3 separate regions of the Homo sapiens genome follow, and all the other regions are linked to region 2. Evidence: chromatin contacts called from ENCODE Hi-C data. All regions are on one chromosome and are shown on one strand. Each heading gives the region's core, a stretch centred on a gene start or an enhancer-like site at or near the end of the contact. The rest is flanking DNA. Distances are from core to core; before and after follow the strand shown. Region 1 holds the start of PHKA2-AS1 (PHKA2 antisense RNA 1). Region 2 holds the start of SCML1 (Scm polycomb group protein like 1). Region 3 holds the start of AP1S2 (adaptor related protein complex 1 subunit sigma 2).

The links. A loop is a pair of places that touch in the nucleus more often than their neighbours do. Pooled maps may share reads with other maps.
Region 1: a loop to region 2 is called in a map of gastrocnemius medialis, with 7 times the contacts of the local background. The contact joins the promoter of PHKA2-AS1 here to the promoter of SCML1 in region 2. A Hi-C loop is called at or near these places in 2 of 168 maps with a recorded cell type or tissue (gastrocnemius medialis and transverse colon) and 14 of 50 pooled maps.
Region 3: a loop to region 2 is called in a map of endothelial cell of umbilical vein, with 10 times the contacts of the local background. The contact joins the promoter of AP1S2 here to the promoter of SCML1 in region 2. A Hi-C loop is called at or near these places in 3 of 168 maps with a recorded cell type or tissue (CD4-positive, alpha-beta memory T cell, CD8-positive, alpha-beta T cell and endothelial cell of umbilical vein) and 8 of 50 pooled maps.

Annotation. Positions count from the first base shown.
Region 1 is chrX:18,888,993-18,891,692 of GRCh38, forward strand. It overlaps PHKA2-AS1 (PHKA2 antisense RNA 1), which reads left to right and starts at 1,304. Exons shown (of 3, transcript NR_029379.1): 1 at 1,304-1,636.
Region 2 is chrX:17,736,115-17,738,814 of GRCh38, forward strand. It overlaps SCML1 (Scm polycomb group protein like 1), which reads left to right and starts at 1,379. Exons shown (of 8, transcript NM_001037540.3): 1 at 1,379-1,566.
Region 3 is chrX:15,853,523-15,856,222 of GRCh38, forward strand. AP1S2 (adaptor related protein complex 1 subunit sigma 2) reads right to left here and starts at 1,291. Exons shown (of 6, transcript NM_001272071.2): 1 at 1,166-1,291. RefSeq lists silencers at 718-1,007, 1,228-1,507, 1,598-1,707 and an enhancer at 1,325-1,929.

The DNA.
Region 1 (2,700 bases), core at 54-2,553, 1.2 Mb after region 2:
CCTCTCCCTCAGCCGAGGCAGTATGCTTGCCTGAGACCTTGAAGTGGCAGCTAGTGGCTGTTTAAAATCCCTTTTGGTGACAAGTAGAAGCCTCTACATTTAGTTTCCAAAAGAGCAGAGGCAGTGGTCCCAGTGACAGTGCCCAGCATTGGGGGTGTCTGTGGTGTAAGTCCTGGGGTATGAACCTGGGAGTACTGGAGAATGACATGGGATCTTGGTCCTGGCTAGGGAGCCGCTTAGCCTGGTGACCATGTGACCTATCCAATATTGTTTAATAAACTTCCCACTTAACCCAGCCACAGTTGGTTTCTGTTGTTTGCAAATGAACTTCGAGACAATGGCAGCTGGTGGCACAGAGATTAGAGCCAGTTACTGGGATTTCTCTTTGGCAAGTCCATCCTGGGTTTGCATCTGGGAAGATCTTTCACAAAAGGAGATGTGGAAGGCACAACCATCCCCTCGTGCCCAATTCAGATGCAGCTTACCCTTTGCAGAGCCTGGCACCTTGGCTATGCCAGCTGCAGGGGAAAGGGGTGGCGGCCACCTGCAAGGGTTGGGCCAATGCTGCACAGGATTCGGGCTCAAGACACCAACACCCTGCTAGGCCAGCGCAGGGAACACTCACCACGGGAGCCTAGGGGCTTCCTCAGGGGCCTTCAAGCACAAAAAGAGATACTTTTCACCCTCCCACCCCCCAACCAGGCTGTATGCCTGCCTGGCCCTCAGTGGGCATGGCAGAAATGCTAGGATTCGTGTTGGATTCATGCATTTTTCAGAATAGTTTAAGGACTGCACGAAGACAGAGGGACGAATCACATGACTTCAGAGTTCATTGGTTCCAACTATTCCAGCTCTCCTGAGAAGGCATGTTTTGCCAAAAGTGCACATATGTTCCTCTAAAGAAAACCATGGTAGTTTTTTGATGGAATTTTTTCCTCTCCCAGGCATCGTCAGACGTGCCCAGCACTCGACTGCAGAGCAGCCTCTCTCACAGTTTCCACTCTCATTTCTCAAAGAACTCTCTTGGTACCTCAAGGCCGTGGCTTTCCTAAGTGGCTTTTTGAGGGAGACAGCAGGGACTGGGCTTTAAGGGGGCCACAGCGCAGCTTTCTTTTCCCCTCACAGGCAGAGCTATCAGTAGCCACGTCGGGTAGAACAGAAGGCATTCTGGGAACGCGGTGCTCTCACATCCTGCAAAGTACAGGCCTGCAGAGCAGATGGCAGGGACTTCAAAAGCTAAGTCACCTTGAAAGATAATGGCACAAAGGGCGATTGGGGGTGGGGTGGGTGGGAGGCTTTTGTACCCTTTTGCAACAAGGAAGCAGAAAAGACAAAAGCTATTTGCCAGCCTGGTGCGGGAATCAACAGAATAGAGAGATGGTTCTGCTGCAATTTCCATCAAGGGTGGCCAAGCCTCCAGTCTTCTTGTCCAGAAGTAAGTGGCATCAACCAACTCTGCCAAACTGCATTTCCTGCCTCCTGATCTGGGGTCTTTTCCTTTTCTTTTTTCACACAGGGAGTATTTCCATCCTCTCTGTCCAGGCAGCTGAGCCTTGACAACCTCTCCTCCCCTTCACCATGCCCCGACTGATCTCCTAATGGAGCCCCACCCCTCGAGTCCCTGGGCCTGTGGAAGGTAGGGTCTCCCCCTCCTCCTCATCCTCCCCCACTCCACTCCAGGTGGGGTTGCAATAGGGCTTATCTGGTTTCCTCTAAGCATGAAGCCCTTGACCAGAGGAGGAGCGGGAGTTCACGTCACGCCCCCATGCTTAGTCCTGGCCTTTTGCATTTTTTGTGGATGGGTAAACTGAGGTACATAGTGGTCAACTCATGCCCAGGATCACAGAGGCACTGGCAGGGTGGCAGGAATGCTGAATTCACCTGATGAGAGCCAGGGACAGCAGCGGGTGGGGCGGTGGCTGCTTTTCAACTGAAGTTGTTAAAAGGAATGCTTATTCCTGGCCCCACCGGCTTGCCCTCCAAGGCAGAACGTGTTAATACCGAGCCCCAGCAAAGGTTCAAATTGACTTCTTGGCTCTGAGCAGGGAGGTAGAAGTTCCTGCCCCCGCCACCCCCGGCTCGAGGCTCCAGGGGCTGCCAGGCTCCTCTCGCCTGGCCTAGAAACAATCCCCTCCTGCCACCTCCACGCAGGTGCTGTCAGGACAGGCCCTCTGCCCTCAAACATCTGCTCCTCTCCTCGGGGAGGGGGGCCTCAGCTGCGCGCTGAAGGGGCCAGGCCTCAGAAGCCTGTTCTCCTTTGAAGCTGACAGCTTGATGCCTGTGGAAATGCGGTCCTATTTCAGGATTTCATTTTAAAGAGGTTTCAAAGGAGTGGCTGGAAGGCTTGGTGGAATCGCTTATTACGGCTCCTCTCCCGGCCCGCAGCTTGGTGGCTGAGCACGTCATCATCATTGGCAGGCAGGTGACTGTTCTAAATTAGCACCTGGCTCATTCTGGAGGGCTCTAACTCTTCCTGAGCTTTTTCCAAGAACAACTTTCATGACTTATACCTTCTTATACCTTTCCCACGTTATCTGTTTGAAATGATCCACGGGGCAGGTGAATTACGTGTCATCTCCAAGACTCTTGTTTCTGTCGGGCATGTCTTAAAGACACACACACATGCAAAGGCTATGAAAATGCGACCCCCCAGACCTGGGAAGCTGCAGCCCGTGGAGCCTCAGGGGCAAAGGGAGCAAA
Region 2 (2,700 bases), core at 129-2,628:
TAGACCAGCCTGTCCAACATGGTGAAACCCGTCTCTACTAAAAATACAAAAATTAGCTGGGCATGGTGGCAGACGCCTGTAATCCCAGCTACTCTGGAGGCTGAGGCAGGAGAATCGCTTGAACCCAGGAGGCAGAGGTTGCAGTGAGCCGAGATCACACCGCTACACTCCAGCCTGGGCAACAAGAGCAAAACTCCGTCTCAAACAAAAACAAAAACAAAAAAAAAACATATACTATATCTATAATGGGCTTTAATCTAGCTTCGTATTTGAGAGGAAAAATGATACATTTCCAACGTCCAGTATACTTTCTTTGTAGCTCCTCTCTGGGCCAAGAAAAGATGTATAGCTTTACTTTGAAATATCTGCCTGCTTTGCTTCTGATAATTACTCAGACTGTGTCTCCTTCCCAAGATGAGCAGCCTCGATATAAGTATGTAAGACTATATGCCACTAGATGATGTCACATAGCCTTTATTACAATAGCAAAATTCTATGCCAGGTACTGTTCTAAGTGCTTTGCATACATTAACTCATGTAGTCCCCATATTATACCCATTTTACAGATGGGGAAACCGAAGCACAAAGCGGTTACTTGGCTTGCCTAAGGCCATAGGAGGACTGTGTTGGAGCTGGGGGTCCAATCCAGTAAATCTGCCTTCAAGGTCTGCGTTAGTTCCCCAGTCCAACTTGTGGGTGCTGGAGACTGGAAATATCTTGCCCGCCCCCCACCCTGGCCCCCCTCGCCCTTCCTACCAGACCTGGCTCAGGGCAACTGCTAAGGCCCCGCCCCTCTCCTCATTCCAAGTCAATCACTGGCGTGCGTCCAGGAAACCCAGTTTACGACGACGTCTCTGGTGCGTCACAGAGCGCGGGGGAGGGGCGGGATCACATTAAAAAAAAAAAAAAGCTTCGGACACCCCAACAACGAAGGGGGGACACCACGTCCCTAACTACAACGCCACTAGAAGGGTTGCGCATGCGCGCCAGCCTCCTGCGCAGCCGCAGAAACCACTCAGCGCGCGAGTCTCTGAAAGGCCTAACGTCCATTTTCAATCCTGCGGGTCTTGCGAAGGAAAACCTGAGGTAAGAGGCCCCGCCCCACAGCCATCTCCTCAGCAAATTCCCGCCCTCGGCCCCGCCCCACAGCTATCTCCTCAGCAAATTCCCGCCCTCGGCCCCGCCCCACAGCCATCTCCTTAGCAAATTCCCGCCCTCACCCAAGGACTGGGAGAGCACCCGCGGATTGGCCGATCAACGGTGACGCCTGTCAGTGGCCAGACTCCGATTGGTCAGCGGGTAGTCCCGCCCCCCCCCCCCCCCCCCCCCCCCCCAACCGCGAGTGTGGGAATTCGGCGTCGCGGGAGCTCTCTGATCCACTCAGGGGTCAGGGCATCACTGGTCTCGCGTGCGCGTGACCAGGCCCGGTTTCCGGTGCCAGGACCTTTCCGAAGCGTCGAGTGGCCTAACGGTCACAGCTGTCGCCCATCGGAGAGGCAGGACTACTGCGAGCAGTTTTACCGCGACCTCCGGAGGCCGGCGTGACAGGCTCTGTCACTAAAATAGGTCTGTCCAGTCGTACTTTTTCCTCACCTTGAACTTTCCGTCACGGGAATACACGATTTGGCTTAGGGGCCGGGGCTCTCCTGAGGAGAGAGGGTTTGCTTTGCGGGGAAGAGCGAGTCTTGACTTCGCAGCCTCCAATTTCAGCCGCGGTGTGGAGGGGGGTGCTTTGGGTGGTCCCCACAGCCTTTCCGGAGTGCCCGCGCGTGTAAGCTTTTGAGATTTGACAATTTGTGAAGTGCTTGGTGCTGACTTTCGGGGACGACAGGATCCTTTTACAGTCATTCTCCTGTCAGGGGAGGCAGGTGGGGAGCGAGGAAGGATCCAGATTTCGTTAACAGAGCTTTGAGTTTAAAGAATTGACAAACTCCCGAGTTGATTTCCTGTCAGACCTTTTGCGGTTGAGACATAGAGTCTGAGGCTTTGATGGTAACCGCGTTTGATTTAGAGACAGACTGTGCAGCTTCGCTGTTTTATTGTAAATACGTAAATGAGGAGGAAGAGAAAAACGTAGGGTGTTGGGAGCAGAGGCGGGAGGCGGGAGATCCTGCGAAATCGGAGTCCCTTTGGAGTGGGGGAGGCCGTCGAGGCGTGCGAGGGCCCGGCCCCCTTGCCGCGTGGTCGTTAACAGGAAAGGCCCTGATTTGGTTGGTGGCGGATCGCGTCCCTCCCTCCTCTCCCCGGCTCTCCCCGAGTGCGGCAAACTGGCTTCAGGTTGACTAAAAGATAGCGATTTTCCAAGCAGCTTTGCCGCGCGGTGTTTTCTAAAGCGGGGCGTGGGCTGGGTGCCCTTTTGGGCCTCACTTGTCCGGCCTGCGGCAAGTGCTGGGCGATGGGATGCGGTTCTGGCGGCAAAGGAAGGGCTGCCTTTGAGAGTCCCGCAGGAAGGTTTAGAAAGTGATTGTTCTTAAAACAAACAGAGCGTTTTGCTGTGTGTTCCTCAAAGTGGTCCCGGTGGGAGTGGCGCCTCATTGTGAGCTGTGCCTTATCTGATGAATTAATGGCAGGTGAAAGCCTTGCGCCTCCGGAGCGAATATTTACGACTTTTGAAAATGTCTTTAATGTCTAAAAAAAGTCTTTTAGAAAATCAGACGGCCTCTTGTTCTTATGTTATCAAGAGTTTAGATTTCTGTGGTA
Region 3 (2,700 bases), core at 41-2,540, 1.9 Mb before region 2:
AGTTCCTTTAACAGCGTTACTGCAAATAAGATTCAAGCATGATTCTCAAGATTCACCACACCATCTTGAATTTGAACACGGGGAGGGGAAATTTACAGAACCAATGTAGAATAAAAATGGGCCCTAAATTTCGGTAAGAAATTATCGTCGCTTTTTGTAACCACCCAAAAAGGTATCAACAAGATATCTAGAAATGTATGACGTGGCAATTCAACTTTAGTAAAGTTAAAATGGTCTTATTACCTCACTTAAAATGCGTCAGGGGAACAAAATATAAGGACATTATTAGGTGATACCAAAGTGCCTCCCGTGCAAGTCCTGAAGATAGCGGCATTCGAAGGGGGCAGGAAGTGAAGCATCAACTGGGCATTTACTGCAAACCCGTTACCAGAACTTGGAAAAGAATGGACCTCGTATTCCTAGATCTTGGTGACCAGAAAGGGTGAGGGTTTGCCTGCGAAGAGTATGGGCTCAAGGCTGTCTGGAGCAGGGTCCTGTATCCGCCCTACCACTTTGCAGGACGAAAAAACAATGTATTCTCCTTAAAATAAATTATGTCCTAACATGGGACGAAACCCGGTTGCAAAGCACGAGTATTCCTTCCCTCGTGTTAAAAACCAACGCTTTGATTTTGCCGCAAATCACAGGGCACCACAATTCCTCGAGACTGGCATTAAAAACAATGGGCTCAGCCGCGGCGCGGGCTCGGGGCCAGCGTTCCTCGGGTCCGGCCGTCGCCGGTGCCTCCCCCCCACTCCCGTGGCCACACTCCATCACTGACCAAGCCCGGGAGAGGTGACAGGCAAGGAGCGGAGCAGACAATGGCATCCGCCGCCGCGCAGGGGGCGCCAAGAGTCCTCGGCCGCCACCGCCCCCGGCCCCTCCCGAAAGCGCCCCGCAAAACTTGAGGCGATTCCCGAACCACAGGTGCCGCGAGGCTGTCGCGGAGCCCGGGACTGGCCCCCACATCCCCGGGCGCGGCGCGGAGTGGTGCGGAGGGCGCGGACACGGAGAGAAGTGAGTTGCGGGCGCGGCGACCCAGTGGCGGGCCGGGCAGGCTCGGGGTGGGGTCGTCGGGGCGCGCGCGGGGTGGCGGGGGGCGCGCCCAGTCCTCCCTCCCCCTCTCCCCCATCCCCGGCGCCCCCTTTCGCCCCCAGGGACTTACGGCGGCCGCGGGCCGCGGGCGCGGCGGAGCTTGGCCGGCGGCGGCGGCGGCGGCGAAGGGGAAGCCCCTGTCGCCGTGCTGAGGAAGAGAAGCCGTGGTGCTGTGGGGAGGACACCCGGCTGGCATAGGGCAGGCTTAGGCGGAGAGGGGAGGGCAAGCTGACAGACCCCGCCCCGGGGGCCGGACGAGGGAGGAGCCGGGGCTGCGGCGAGCTGAGGGGCGGGCTAGGCGACGCGCGGGAAGCGGCTCAGCGGTCGCCAGCGGCACCGGAGGCAGCGCGGGTAACCGCTGAGTCCAAGGCAGCCGATTGGAGGTTTCTTCGCTGAGGGGAGGTGCGAACCGGAAGCCGGGCCACGTGACCCGGAAGCGGCGTTTGCCGGGCCCGAGCGCCCGCGCGCCCGCGCGCTCTTGCAGGTGCCTCCGGGACGCGCGCGGGCGGCTGTCCTGCTTGTTTAATGATAGGAGGACGGGATTCTGCAGCGTCCTTAGCCTAGCGGGTGGTGCGGGGCAGGGAAGTTCCGGACAGCGAAGAGCCACGTTCGAGCTCTAATGATTCTCTGTGTCCCCAGAGAGGAAGTGTGAAGTGTGACGGCTGACGAGGAGGGTGGGAGGAGACGAGGGAGTGCTGCAACTCTGGAAAAACAAGTCAGCTCTTCTGTGGAGCTCGTCACGCATTCACGGGCCTTTTGCTATCATTCTGCCTCAAAATTGTCCGGAATCCGCCCTCTCCTTCCCATTGCACTGCTCCAGCCCTAGCCCAGACACCTTCCGCCCCGAGCTTCGCGGGAGTCTGTTCCCTGGGCTCGCCTCGCCCATCCTCGGTGCTGCGGACTGGATGAGTTACCGTCCGTTCGGCTGAAAAGCCCGGACAGCACCTCACCTTCGAGATCCCGCTTCCTTCACACTGGGTCGCCCCACCAGCCGCCTGGGTTCCAGTTTAGCACTGCCGACGACTTGCTGTGCCTGGCATGTCCTTGCTCCCAAATGTCACATCTATGAAGCCTCACCCTAAAACCCTGTAAGAGCGATTCCCTCTTTCACCCACATGCCCGTTAGCCTTTATTTAGCACACCTTAAATTGTATTCATTTTGCATCTCAATCTAGTTCACAGCCTGGTATATAACAACTAATAAATGTGAGTTGACTGATAAAGACTATAAAATGATAAATTTGTTAAGAGCTGTAATGCTGAGCGTAATGCCTGGGCATAATGGATGTTCATAATTTTCTGAATGATAGAATGGATGAATCATCTAGTCATTTACAGATAAGGAAAGGGGAGTCCCACGGGATTAGGTGACCTTCCTTGAAGAGCCACGGGTTTCCCATATCGAAATGCTATTCATTACCCGAGTCACCTAGGTTCTTACAAAGGAAGCGAGAAAATTGCTTTTGTTGGGCCATGCCCCTTTTGCAGAGGTTCCTAAGTATAGTCGCCAGAATTTTTTTAATGGCCTAAAGTAAAAAAAGAAATGCTAAAATTTTCACGAAGCTAAATGTAATCAATGTAAAGGAATCCTTTATTAGGGATTAT